2 separate regions of the Homo sapiens genome follow, and region 2 is linked to region 1. Evidence: read pairs that join two places in POLR2A ChIA-PET (ENCODE). Cell type or tissue: K562. All regions are shown on one strand.

What was found. Peaks named below come from ENCODE experiments on the same cell type or tissue, not always from the same donor. Only the 100,000 strongest peaks of a DNase experiment are listed, where the experiment ranks them.
Region 2: POLR2A ChIA-PET joins it to region 1 with 5 read pairs; 1 of 35 experiments calls an interaction of 5 or more read pairs at or near these places.

Annotation. Positions count from the first base shown.
Region 1 is chr17:78,047,989-78,050,488 of GRCh38, forward strand. It overlaps TNRC6C (trinucleotide repeat containing adaptor 6C), which reads left to right. Exons shown (of 23, transcript NM_001142640.2): 5 at 857-2,500. Among named protein-coding and RNA genes, the nearest start is that of TMC6, 80 kb to the right of the region's middle. In K562, no CTCF peak of the experiment used is centred here; DNase peaks (open chromatin) are centred at 563 and 973.
Region 2 is chr17:77,218,022-77,220,521 of GRCh38, forward strand. No RefSeq gene overlaps it. Among named protein-coding and RNA genes, the nearest start is that of LACAT1, 35 kb to the right of the region's middle. RefSeq lists an enhancer at 1-297. In K562, no CTCF peak of the experiment used is centred here; no DNase peak of the experiment used is centred here.

The sequences.
Region 1 (2,500 bases):
GAAGATGGCATATAAAGTTATTCTAGGGATCTCCAAAGAAAAGGCTCTAAAGAAATAGAAAACAAGGATTGAGAGAATCTTTAGAGATCCAAAAAGATAGCACTTGTGGGGCTGAGATTCTTCTTCCTTCTTTTTCTTCTTTTAGTGATGTCCTTGAGCTACAGATTTTTTTTTTTTATTATGAATGTGCAGGAGACAGTGATAAACCAAATTGCAGATAAGATCAGATAAAGTAGTATACAGCTAATTAAACATTTCTAATCCTTAGTATTTTTGATAACATAAGATAGCATTGTCTCATATGTCTTTTCTCTCTTTCCTTCCGTCACCACTTCCCCCACCCCAAATATTGGTTCTGTTATGATTCTGCAATGCAATTTACAATTTTTTTCTACTGAAAGCCATGTTTCGCCTCTATATAATACTGTAACCTAATTAGAGGTCTTAAAGAGAACTACAAGTTTTATTCAAAACTCTACGTGAACTTACTGTCATTGCCAGTGTTTCTCAGTCTCTGTATTTATAGGAGTTGCAAAGTCACTTATCTTTCAAAGCTGCCTTTACTACAGATGCTTTCAGAGATGCTGATGTGCTAACGTGCATTGTGAGTATTCTCCAGGGGGAATAATAGTACAGTGTAGTGGTAAGAATTGATATAATTTTAAAAACATTAACGCTCTTTAAAATGGGATCTATTAAGAAGACAAATAGCTTTTTTCTTTAAGTCATTTTTTTAGTGTTTGTCATTCAGATTTGAAGACTTGAAATAAAGAGCTTCCCCAAAGACTAGTTAACAGTTGATTCATTGACAAATGAGTAGAAAATCTAATTTTGAATTTTGTTTCATCTTTTTCAGATCTCAGTCATAGTGGATTGGCAGATCATTATGAAAATTCCCACTGGGGACAGCAGCCTACTTACAGAAGCGAAGCCAACTGCAGCTGGGATAAAGTGATAATAGATAGGACTGACAAGGAGGCGTGGCCTTCCATCACAGGAACAGAGACTGAATCTGCCTCAGAATGTACTACAGACACTGACTCTGCCTCCAACTGTGGCTCAGAGAACAGTAGCATGGCTACAGGGAGTGCCCAGGGCAACTTCACTGGACATACCAAGAAGACAAATGGCAATAATGGCACCAATGGCGCACTCGTCCAAAGCCCTTCTAATCAGAGTGCCCTTGGAGCAGGGGGAGCGAACAGTAATGGAAGTGCGGCCAGAGTGTGGGGTGTAGCCACAGGCTCCAGCTCTGGCCTGGCTCACTGCTCTGTCAGTGGTGGGGATGGAAAAATGGACACTATGATTGGAGATGGGAGAAGTCAGAATTGCTGGGGTGCTTCCAACTCCAATGCTGGCATTAATCTTAACCTTAATCCTAATGCCAACCCAGCTGCCTGGCCTGTACTTGGACATGAAGGAACCGTGGCGACAGGCAACCCTTCCAGTATTTGCAGTCCAGTCAGTGCCATAGGTCAAAATATGGGCAACCAGAACGGGAACCCAACAGGCACTTTAGGTGCTTGGGGAAACTTGCTGCCACAAGAGAGCACAGAACCACAAACGTCCACTTCTCAGAATGTGTCTTTCAGCGCACAACCTCAGAACCTTAACACTGATGGACCAAATAACACTAACCCCATGAACTCTTCACCCAACCCTATCAATGCAATGCAGACAAATGGACTGCCAAACTGGGGCATGGCTGTTGGTATGGGGGCCATCATCCCGCCCCACCTGCAAGGCCTTCCTGGTGCTAATGGATCATCAGTTTCTCAAGTCAGTGGGGGCAGTGCTGAAGGAATAAGCAATTCTGTGTGGGGACTGTCCCCAGGTAACCCTGCCACAGGAAATAGCAATTCTGGGTTCAGTCAGGGGAATGGAGACACTGTGAACTCAGCATTAAGTGCTAAACAAAATGGATCCAGCAGTGCTGTGCAAAAGGAAGGAAGTGGAGGAAATGCTTGGGATTCAGGACCTCCTGCTGGTCCTGGAATACTCGCCTGGGGAAGGGGCAGTGGCAACAATGGCGTTGGTAATATCCATTCAGGAGCTTGGGGCCACCCCAGCCGAAGCACCTCTAACGGTGTGAATGGGGAATGGGGAAAGCCCCCAAACCAGCATTCCAACAGTGACATCAATGGGAAAGGATCAACAGGGTGGGAGAGTCCTAGTGTCACCAGCCAGAACCCTACCGTACAGCCTGGTGGTGAACACATGAACTCCTGGGCCAAAGCGGCATCTTCTGGAACTACAGCAAGTGAAGGAAGTAGTGATGGTTCTGGCAACCACAATGAAGGAAGCACTGGGAGGGAAGGAACGGGAGAAGGCCGAAGGCGAGATAAAGGGATTATAGACCAAGGGCACATCCAGTTGCCAAGGAATGATCTTGACCCAAGAGTTCTGTCTAATACTGGTTGGGGACAGACTCCTGTAAAGCAAAACACTGCCTGGGAATTTGAAGAATCCCCTAGGTCTGAAAGGAAAAATGACAATGGGA
Region 2 (2,500 bases), 830 kb before region 1:
TCGGACCTACTGTTACCAAGCTTTTGGCTTGGCGGTCCAGTTCTCAGGGTGGAAGCCAGAGGCAGCTTGGAAACTAACTGAGGGTCGTAGGATGATAACCCGCAGCCCGTCTCCTGACCACCTTCAGAAAGGGCCACACTGAAATGGAGTGTCTTGAACAGCAGTGTGTTTATATTGGGCCACCAAACCATTAGTAATGCGTTTGTTCTCTGTTGTTGTGGGTTTTTTTTTTTTTTTTTTTTGAGACAGAGTCTTGCTCTGTGCTCTGTCACCCAGGCTGGAGTGCAGTGGCACAATCTCGGCTCACTGCAACCTCCGTTCTCAGGTTCAAGTGATTCTCCTGCCTGAGCCTCCTGAGTAGCTGGGGCTACAGGCATCCACCACCACACCTGGCTAATTTTTGTATTTTTAGTAGAGATGGGTTTTTGCCATGTTGGCCATGCTGGTCTTGAACTCCTGACCTCAAATGATCCACCCACCTTGGCCCCCTAAAGTGCTGGTATTTCAGGCGTGAGCCACTGCACCCGGCCAATGTGATGATTCTTAAATATATCATGTTTCCTTTAATACTCCATCTCTGCAGAACTTTGGCAGAGCCCAAACCGTAGGTTGTCTTCCAGTTCTTAAGTTGTGGTGGAGGCATTCTTATTAATGTCACCATGAAACAAACCAGTTGGAATCAGTTTTGCTTGAAAAGTGAGGGCTTTGGAAAGCCAGGGATTCTGGGAAGATGGTAATACAACTAGACTGCAAAACCTAAAACCGGTGGATGACTGAATGGTCACTTTAAAATGGTTGAAATGGCAGCGTTTGTGTATGTGTTTTGGCACGATAGTAAGAACAGCCTATGGACATCATTTACGGCAACACTAGCTGATAAAGTATCCCCATAAACCCCAAACCAGGGGTGAGTCGGGGTAAACCACCAATAGTTTCCAGAGCTTCCGGACCCATAGGTTATCCGTGTCTGAGGGAGAAAGCAGAGGTTACATGCAAAACGTCTGATGGATGGGAGAGCAGGAGAAGCCACGAGGCCCCACGAACCCCAGTGGGAGGCCAGTGTGTGCTCAGCAGGTAACACGGCCCAGCTGGGCTGCACCTGGAGCCTGGGGACACGGAGGCTGTTGGGAAGAGGATCGGGTTGAGGGGAGCAGACCAGGCCCTCTGGACTCCCTGGACTGACCTGCCAGGGCTCACTTCTGGAAGGAACCTCACAGTGAGGAAATAAAGCATATTCCACTGCTTGGAGGGAATAAAGTCAAGCAGGATGGGGACCGAGTCTGTGCAGGTGCCTGGGAGGGTCATGGGCAGGGCAGCGGTGAAAGCAGACGGATGTGATGTTTTAAACGTTTCACAAAACAACAGAGGGAGCACCGCAAAATTAGAGCAGCTTTCTTGAAGCATACTTCATTCTGAATGTTTATGAAATACTTTTCCATAAAAATGAGCATCAGAAAAGTAGCAAAGTCAAACCTATAGAAGGCTCAGAGTAGGGAGCAGAATAATACTCCCACCAACAATGAAAGCAAGCCAGAAAGGCATGCCTGCAAAACAGACCAAAGAAAACACATTTAAAAACTATTTTTGTTTTATTTTTATTTTGTATTTTATTTTGTTTTTTATTTTTTGAGACGGAGTCTTGCTGTGTCGTCCAGGCTGGAGTGCAGTGGCATGATCTCTGCTCACTACAACCGCTGCCTCCTGGGTTCAAGCAATTCTTCTGCCTCAGCCTCCCTAGTCGCTGGGACTATAGGTGTGCACCACCACGCCTGGCTAATTTTTGTATTTTTAGTACAGATGGGGTTTCACCATGTTGGCCAGGCTTGTCTCGAACTCCTGGCCTCATGTAATCACCCTCCTCAGCCTCCCAAAGTGCTGGGATTAAAGGCGTGATCCCACACGCCCAGTCTAAAAACAATTTTAAAAATGAACTAAAAAAACTTAAAGAAAATGATATGAAACGTGAAAAGCATAATCAGAGTTAGAAAAACTCAGAAATGAAGTGACAGAACTCAAGAAAGATTAGAAATGCAGGAATCCTTTCAGAAATTGAGACAAAGTAGAGGGAATGCAAAGTGAAAAAACAATGCCAAGTGAAAATGAGGATGGTTTTTTTTTTTTTTTTTTTGAGATGGAGTCTCACTCTGTCACCCAGGCTGGAGTGCAGTGGCGTGATCTTGGCTCACTGCAAGCTCTGCCTCCCAGGCTCACGCCATTCTCCTGCCTCAGCCTCCCGAGTAACTGGGACTACAGGCGCCCGCTACCACGCATGGCTAATTTTTTGTATTTTTAGTAGAGACGGGGTTTCACCATGTTGGCTAGGATGGTCTCGATATCTTGACCTCGTGATCCACCGGCCTCGACCTCCCAAAGTGCTGAGATTACAGGCGTGAGCCACCGCGCCTGGCTGATTTTATAAATCGAAAAGGATGGAAAGCCTTCAAAAGTGATGCTGTTGAAAATAAGCAAACACATGAGTGCCACTGAAAGAGTGAGGGTC